2 separate regions of the Homo sapiens genome follow, and region 2 is linked to region 1. Evidence: read pairs that join two places in POLR2A ChIA-PET (ENCODE). Cell type or tissue: MCF 10A. All regions are shown on one strand. Links, peaks and the distances in the headings refer to the core of each region. The heading gives the core; the rest is flanking DNA. Region 1 overlaps UBN2 (ubinuclein 2). Region 2 has its middle 12 kb from the start of TRR-CCT4-1.

Region 1 (4,400 bases), core at 272-4,271:
TTCTGTTGTAATGGGCACAATCAGATATATGTAGAAGTGCAAACAATTTATGGGTAATTAGAGATTTAGGAACATCTATGTCTAGCCAAAGTGACTAGTTTGTTGCCACCAGAAACCATAATAGTTCTGAGTCCATAATCTAATCTAAGTAGTAAAATGATTAGTATTGTTAAATAAGTATAAATCTTATCAAGGGGAGCAAATAAAAGACTTAAAGCTTTATTTGATCATAATAGTATTAATCTGACCAAAATGCTTCCCCTCAAAATGATCTTACAGGTATAAGGTCTTCACAAAGCATATCAATTATAAAAGTGTAAATTATACAAACTATCACATATCCATTCAATGTTAATAGCCATTGAAGAATAATGTGGTAGGCTGGGCGAGGTGGCTCATGCCTATAATCCCAGCACTTTGGGAGGCTGAAGCAGGTTGATCGCTTGAGCCCAGGAGTTCAAGACCAGCCTGGGAAACATGGTGAAATCCTGTTTTTCAAAAAAAAAAAAAAAAAAAAAAAAGCTGGGCATGGTGATGCGTGCCTGTAGTCCCAGCTACTTGGGAGGCTGAGGTGGGAGGATCGCTTGAGCCCAGAAGGTCAAGGCTGCAGTGAGCTATGATCACATCACGGCACTCCAGTCTGGGTGATGAAGACCTTGTCTCCAAAATAAATAAATAAATTTTAAAAAATTGTGATAGAGAGTATTTATTAATATAGAAGGTAACAAGAAGAGTTTCCTAAATGTTATGTACAGCTCAGGCTATTCACGAAAAGGTGCTATCAATGTTCACTAAGCATTTGAAAAGGTCCTCAACTTAACTGGTTATTATGGAGACAATAGCTAAATAACAAGATATTGTTTCTTACACTATCATATGAACAGGATATTCTCATCTATGAAAAACAAAACATAGCAATATATATCTATAGATATGTATAAAATGCTCAAAGAATACACAACAAGCAGATAACCATGGTCATTACGACAGAGAAGGGATAGAACTGGAAGCAGTGGTGCAGGAAGACTTTGATGTAATATGTATTATTTGAATTTGTTTTTAATAAAAGGAACATATTCATGTATTGCTCAGGTGATCTAACTTTTTTTTTAAGAGATGGGGTCTTGCTATGTTGCCCAGGCTGGTCTTGAACTCCTAGGCTCAAGACATTTATCTTCTCTGCCTCAGCCTCCCAAGTAGCTGGGATCACAGGTGTGAGCCACCACACTAGGCTCTTAAAAAAATTTTTTTATAGTGTAAGAAAGTACAAACGTAATTGCACATGGATTTTTAAAACTCCTGAAAGGATACACTTTCAACTATCAAACTATTCACAGTGGTTCTGCCTGGCAGTGGACTTACAGGTGATTTGCTGATTTTTATTTTGATCTTTTCATTTATCTGTATTTATATATCCTCTTACAGTGAACAGTAACAAAAAAAAATCTTTGAAATATGTGACTGCCCACATACACATAGCTCTCTGGGGCAAGAAACTCACAGTGTCTCTAAGGAGTGACCTGGTTAGCTGGGAGTCAGGGGTAGGAAGGAGATTTACTTTCTATCATTAGCTTTTGTATCTTCCGAGTTTTATTAAGGACATGTACTACCCACTCAATAAATGTTATTTTATTAGGTTTGGCCCACCAAATGTTCACTACCAAAGTTTTGAACTCCTCCTCATTTGGCTCTACTTTCCAGTCCCACTGTGGGGAAAGAGTTTTGGAAAACGTGTATTTGACACACCCAAACCTGAGTAGCTCTTTCTTAACTCACTCTCCAACAACCAGAGTTCCAAAGGCATTGCTCCACTTATAAATAGATTTTTGCCAACTATAAGGCACAATCTCCAGTTCCCTCCTTCATCACAGAGGCCATTAGAGTAGTTTTCTAGGTACAGTTTGCTTTTCCTCACTTGTGGCCTTCCTGGAAAACTTCTAACCCTGACCTGCCTCCTGCCTTACCACCCCATATCTATTCTCCACCCTCCAGTTCCCTAACTGTGCTAAAATTCAATAATGTGTAAATTGTATAAGCTGGAACCAAACTTTTGGCAGTTGCCAGAAAGGTACATATAAATTAATTCACAAATATTAAAATTTAACCTAAAGAAACTCAAGTTACATTGGCAAAGGATTATACTATCTTCCCTACTAGAAAGACTTCTGTTGAATTACTCTCTTTTTCAGTACCCTTACTGCAACAGAATCAAAGTCTTACTTGATAAATTCTCTGAACCTCTGCAGTTGATATTACACAGTTTATAAATTAAGTAGATCTTATAAAAATCAAAACTTATTTTCCAAACAACAAGAACAAAAAAAAACCCTTGAATTTTGCTATATCTAAAGTGAAGAACTTTCTTCTTATCTACTGTTCTAGGTACTAGCTCCCTGTGACTCAGAAGAATATTCCTTACTGAGTCATTAGTACTTGCTTAACCTGACAATCAGTGTTTTAGGCCAATGCAGCCTCATTACAGTGTAACACTCAACTGGAAAACAAACAAACAAGATGTTCTTAGTACTAGACCCCCTGACCCCAAATTGCCTCCAGCTAATAGTAAACCAAACTAAAAACCAACATTCATTGATAACCTCTAGTAGACAGAGCAAGAATGACCCTGATTACTAAAAAACACACCAGTCCTATAAGTGAGAAGAAAACATCCTGTCGTCACAAGACTCCCTACTTGTCCCAGCCCTGCCACCTTATCTCTTTACATCTGTGCCCATTTCTTCAACCTACCAATAGAAAGGAGCTGAGTTTCAAGGCAGTGGAAATACAGCCAAGAGCTGACTACACAGCACAAAAATAGTATACACAACTTCTATAATCACCACATATGGATACCAGTCCTTCCTCCTAAATACCCTAAAACTGCTGATTCTCAATTGTTCCTAAGGCATTAAAGAAGGCTGAAGAGAATTTATTCAATTCAAAGAGGCCAAGGAATTAAAAGGGCATGTCACAGCAAGTGATCAGAATGGGTAACTGCAATAAAGAAATTATTATTTGAGCTAGGAATTCCTCCTTGCCCTTTAAGGCCCTCTCCCCTCCCCCAGTTTGCTTTAAAAGATTATTTTATGTTTTTATTGTACATGTAATATCATACTATTATTGGTCTACAAAACCCTAAATCCACTGGTATTTGTGTTTTGCAAGTAGAATTTACTTTGTGGTGGTGTCAACAAGTTTGCCCAAAGCTCTACATCGAGATGATCCTTAGGGACCAGACCTCACATAAGGCCAAAACAAACAGGTTAACCAGCCTATGAAGTTCCCAAGGAAGCTCTAACCCCTCAGCAAGTGTGGATGATCAACTAAAATAATATGAGTAATTGATATGATTCTTACAACTCCCAGAAACAGTACACAAATGCTTTCAAAACTAACTACTTGGTATCAGTTTCACATTTGAAGACAGTTTAAAACAATAATCTATAATTATTTTAAGACAAAATTATATTTCTTTCCACTTAGCCGAGTAGTATTTACTGTGAAGATGTTACTCATCAGAAATTAGTTATTCCAAGATACTGCCATTCTTTAAAACATTATCTGGAAAGACTCACTTTTACAAGTTATACAAAAGAAAATCAAGACTTTTTTTGGGGGGGGGAGCTGGATTCTCGCTCTTGTCGCCAGGCTGGAGTACAACGGCGTGATTTCGGCTCACTGCAATCTCTGCCTCCTGGGTTCAAGGGATTCTCCTGCCTCAGTCTCCCGAATATCTGGAATTATAGGTACCCACCACCATGCCCAGCTAATTTTTGTATTTTTAGTAGAGATAGAAAGGTTTCACCATGTTGGCCAGGCTGGCTGCACTCCTGACCTCAGGTGATCTGCCCACCTCAGCCTCCCAAAGTGCTGGGATTACAGGCACGGGCCGCTTCACCTAGCTGATTTTATTATTCTTATTCTTATTAGAGACAGGGTCTCAAGAAAATCAAGAGTATTTAGAAGAATAATTTGTCTTTGAGTGAAAACAGTGTTATTCCATTTGGTCAACTGTTTTATTTATAAGACTGCTCAGAATTACTTTTCTACTATCAAATCTACCCTTACCCTTCTTTTTAAAAGAAGTATGAAACTACTAGGGCTCTGAGAGCCCAAAACCACATAGAACTAAGTGTGAAAGATAGTATTCAAGGTCTATATAGCACAGTAAGCAGATTTTAAAGTTATAATGTGATTTCATGATTATTAATAAATGCCTGGCAGAATATATGTCTTCCTATTCAGAGAGTCATTCAGATTCAAAGAGTCTTAACTGAGCCCCTGCTAGGCACAAGGTATTGTGTTAGGTGCTTTCATTTAGATTAGTGAATTTATATCCAATTCTAGGACAGTATGATCTTTCAGAACGGCTGGGGTAATGGAGTGAGAAAAAAATCACT
Region 2 (4,400 bases), core at 182-4,181, 86 kb before region 1:
CTGGGTCCTGTGAGTCATTCTAGCAAATTATCAAATCTGGGAGGATTGTGGGAACCCCTGAATTTATAGTTATGTCAGACAGAAGTGTGGGTAACCTGGGGACCCAATACTGGAGACTGGCCCAGGTCGTGTAAGTGAAGGCAGTCTTGTGGGACTGAATGCTTAAAGCTGTGAGTCTTATAGTAACTCTGGGTAGTTACTGTCAAAATGGAATTGAATGGTAGGATTCTCGGTTGGTGTCTGGAGAGTTGGAGAATAGGTTGGTGTCAGGAAGGGAAAAAAACAACTACCCTCATTTGGTGTTGAAGAGGTGTGAGAAAAAACCCAACAGTGGTATTGTAAAAGGGTGCAACCACTATGGAAAACTGTATGGCAGTTCTTCAAAAAATTAAAAATAGAACTACCATAAGATTCAACAGCCCCACCTCTGGGTATATATCCAAAAGAATTCAAAGTAGAAACTCAAACAGATATTTGTACACCCACATTCATGGCGGCATTATTCACAAGAGCCAAGAGGTGGAAACAACCCACGTGTCCATCAGTGGATGAATGGATAAATAAAATGTGGTCTATTCATATCATGCAATATTATTCAGCCTTACAGAGGAAGGAAATCCTGTCACATGACAAACAACATGGACTAACCTTGAAGACATTACACTAAGTGACATAAGCCAGTCACAGAAGGACAAATACTACATGATTTCACTTATATGAAGTATCTACAGTTGTCAGAGTCATAGATAAAGAAAGTTGAATGGTGGTTACCAGGAGCTGGAAGTAAGAGGCAAAAAGGAGTTATTTAATGAGTACACAGTTTCAGTTCTACAAGATCTGGAGATCTAGTTCACAACAATGAAAACATACTTAACACTTAAAACAGTTATGATAAATGTTATGAATTTCTCATACACTTAAAAATTGAAAAATTTCTCTGTCACTTAAAAAAACTGATTTTGTTTGGTTTTTGGCCTCTATAGATACCCCAAACTTGCATTAATTGAGGTCATCTAAGGTGATGTACATTTGAAGCAAATAGTTCTTTTTCCAAGTAAAGTAATTGAGGGGGCACCCTATAATATGACAGGTGTTGTAAGGGCTTCACTACAAGAAAACTCTTTTCTGGGGATTTTCTTAGGGGGAGATGGGAACTTCAGGCTCATATGGTACCTTGCCCAGAGTGCACAGCTTGTGGGCCTTGTGGAGCCAGCATGAGAACGCAGGACTATCTGACCCCAAAGCTAGAGTTCTTAGTCATTGCACCTTGGTACCTTTGCAGCCATGGCCACAGCTATTTGTTGAATTAATTGAACAGGAGTTGGGAGAATGCTTTTCTGCTTTTCTTTTCCAGTTATGTTAGTGGCCCCAGTCCTCTGATCACATTCTCAGTTTGTTGGTGCTAAATCCTGGTCTGGGGGCAGCCAACTAGCCTAGAGCAGAGTTGGATTCCAAAGAAGGGTTTGGCCCTCATTTTGAATACCTGTACAAGCAGAAACATACTGGGACAAGACGTTCCAAGGCATCCTGGAGCTCCTACATCCATCACCCACGTAAGAATGCTCTCACGCCAGTTCCTATGGGTTTGGAGCTATGATAACTAAAAACTCCTATGGCTTAGAATGGAACAACCTTCTCTCCTCTGTAGTGGATTACTTCTGTTTCAGTGGGAATGAAAGTGTCAGGCCAGTGGGGCTCAATACTGAATATACATTAGAATTACCCAGGGAGACTTTCAAAAACACCAGTGGCTGGGACCCACCCCCAGAAATTCTGATTCACAAGTTGGGCTAGGGTCCAAGCAACAGTAATTTTTTTTTTAAGCTTAATGTGTAGCTGGGGTCAAGAACTGCTGTCTCAGCAGATAAGCAACTGGAACAGTGGTTGACTGGGGGAATCACAAGAGTATCCGATTTCTCCTTGACCCTTCTTGTCAGGGTCCAAATTGTTCAGAGACATCTCTAAGGCAAGGCCCCTGTAAGAAAAGAAGAAACAAGTCTTATTTTTGAAAAAAAAAAAAAAAAAATCTTTTGCTCACAGCAACTGGCCATACTGACCTCTAAATCATTCCCTGGCTTTATTTCACACGAATTTCTGTCCTTGGCCTTGAAGTTTATAATTAAAAAAAAAATAGAGATTGGATCTTGCTATGTTTCCCAGGTTGGTCTCAAATGCCTGGGCTCAAGTGATCCTCCCATCTCAGCCTCCCAAAATGCTGGGATTACAGGTGTGAGCCATCTCAGCCTGCCTGAAGTTCATGATTTTTAAATTGCTGCTAAAAACCTCTGCATTTGAGTTTAATCTTTAGTTTCTACTGATGGGTTTCTAATTTCTTTTCCTTTTTTTTTTTTTTCTTGAGACAGGGTCTCAGTCTGTTGTGGAGTGCAGTGGTATGATCATAGCTCACTGCAGCCTCAACCTCCCCAGCTCAAGCAATCCTCCTGCCTCAGCCTCCTGAATAGCTGGGACTACAGGCATGTGCCACCATACCTGACTATCTGATTTCTGATTTAACATGTTTTTGTGAGTTTCATAATGCTGATGCTGGTTCATCTCTGGTGTGAGTCATGATTCATCCTAATTTTCCCTGGACTCTTTCCCAGTACAAGCTAGATGACCTATGTCTCAGCTCCATCATCTTCCATGTGAGCCAGGATGCAACTGCTCAGAGTAAGGACTTCTCACTCTAGCAGCTCTTCTGTCCGAGGTCCCTGTCAGGGTTTGGCTCTAGCTGTGGCCCCTGATATGGTTTGGCTCTGTGTCCCCACCAAAATCTCATGTCAAATGGTAATCCCCACATGTCAAGGGAGGGGCCTCGTGGAAGGTGATTGGATCATGGGGGTGGATCTCCCCCTTGCTATTCGCACGACAGTGAGTGAGTTCTCACAAGAGCTGATGGTTTAAAAGTGTGGCACTTTCCCCTCCACTCTCTCCCCTGCCACCATGTAAGATATGCCTTGCTTCTTCTTCACCTTCCATCATGATTGTAAGTTTCCTGAGGCCTCCCCAGCCATGTGGAACTGTGAATCAATTAAAGCTCTATTCTTTATAAATTACCCAGTCTCAGGTAGTTCTTTATAGCAGTGTGAAAATAGACTAATACAGCCCTTTTTGATATAATCTTTCAAACCCTAGCTGGAATCCTGACACTTTCAGAGTCAACAGAAGAGGAAACTATATAACTTAAGGAGAATGAATTAATCTGTCCCACTCACATTCATGTTTATTTTATCAACCTCTAGTTCACAAGTATATGGTTTTAAAGGGCAAATACACAGGAGGGATTAGGGAGAATTCTATCAGTTATTCTCCTTGTGATAGAAATTTAAGCAGTTTTCTGAGATGCAGCAGATTTTAGCCAGCCCTGAAGAAGCGGGATAATCTTCTGGAAATAGGTCTTCAATAACTGTTGTGGTAAGGGGTGATACGAATTCTGGACTTACTGAACTGCCACAAGACTCTTATCTTCCATTCTATGCTATTAGTTCATTAAGGCAGAGTGCTATGGTTTGAATGTATTCCCCAAAGTTCATATGTTGGAAACTAGGTTCCCAGTGCAAGTGTTGGGAGGTGAGGCCTAATAGGTGATTAGGTCACGAGGGCAGAGTGCATTAATATTGTTATTGCAGAGTGCTCGTGGTCACTAGAGTGGGCTTGTTATAAAAGTGAGTTTGGGCCCCTTTTGCTTTCTTGCCCTTCTGCCTTCTGACACAACACAAAGGCCCTCACCAGATGCCAGCACCTTGATATTGGACTTCCGAGCCTCCAGAATTATGAGAAATAAATTTCTTTTCTTTATAAATTACCTAGTCTGCGGTATTCTGTGATAGTAACACAAAATAGACTAATACACAGAGTAAATAATAAAATGTTGGCTCTGGGCTGGGTGCAGTGGCTCACGCCTGTAGTCCCAGCACTTTGGGAGGCTGAGGCTGGCAGATCACCTGATGTCGGGAGCTCGAGACCAGCCTGACCAACATGGAGAAACCCTGTCTCTACTGAAAATACAAAATTAGCTGGGTGTGGTGGCACATGCCTGTAATCCTAGCTACTCAGGAGGCTGAGGCAGGATAATCGCTTGAACCCGGGAGGCGGAGGTTGCGGTGAGCTGAGATCGCGCCATTGCATTCCAGCCTGGGCAACAAGAGTGAAACTCTGTCTCAAAAAAAATAAACAAATAAAATAAAAAGAAAAGAAGAAGAAAATACTTTCATTAAAAGGATGCGGGGTGCCTCTCACAATTTTCTGGTAAGGCTAGAGACCAGGCTTGGGAGTGACACAGCCAACAACCTCACCCAAATCCTGCCACAGATCTGGTTCAGTGAAAACAATCCCAGGCACAGTCACCACAGTTTGCAGTGGTGACACAGTGGCCCTGGGCTGGACCCAGACACCTGCAC

Evidence for each region. Peaks named below come from ENCODE experiments on the same cell type or tissue, not always from the same donor. Only the 100,000 strongest peaks of a DNase experiment are listed, where the experiment ranks them.
Region 2: POLR2A ChIA-PET joins it to region 1 with 6 read pairs; 3 of 35 experiments call an interaction of 5 or more read pairs at or near these places.

The regions. Positions count from the first base shown.
Region 1 is chr7:139,241,219-139,245,618 of GRCh38, reverse strand. All of the region lies in intron 2 of UBN2 (ubinuclein 2), which reads right to left. Among named protein-coding and RNA genes, the nearest start is that of UBN2, 12 kb to the right of the region's middle. In MCF 10A, for the core only: no CTCF peak of the experiment used is centred there; no DNase peak of the experiment used is centred there.
Region 2 is chr7:139,326,813-139,331,212 of GRCh38, reverse strand. It overlaps a transcript of UBN2 not described here. Among named protein-coding and RNA genes, the nearest start is that of TRR-CCT4-1, 12 kb to the left of the region's middle. In MCF 10A, for the core only: no CTCF peak of the experiment used is centred there; a DNase peak (open chromatin) is centred at 2,592.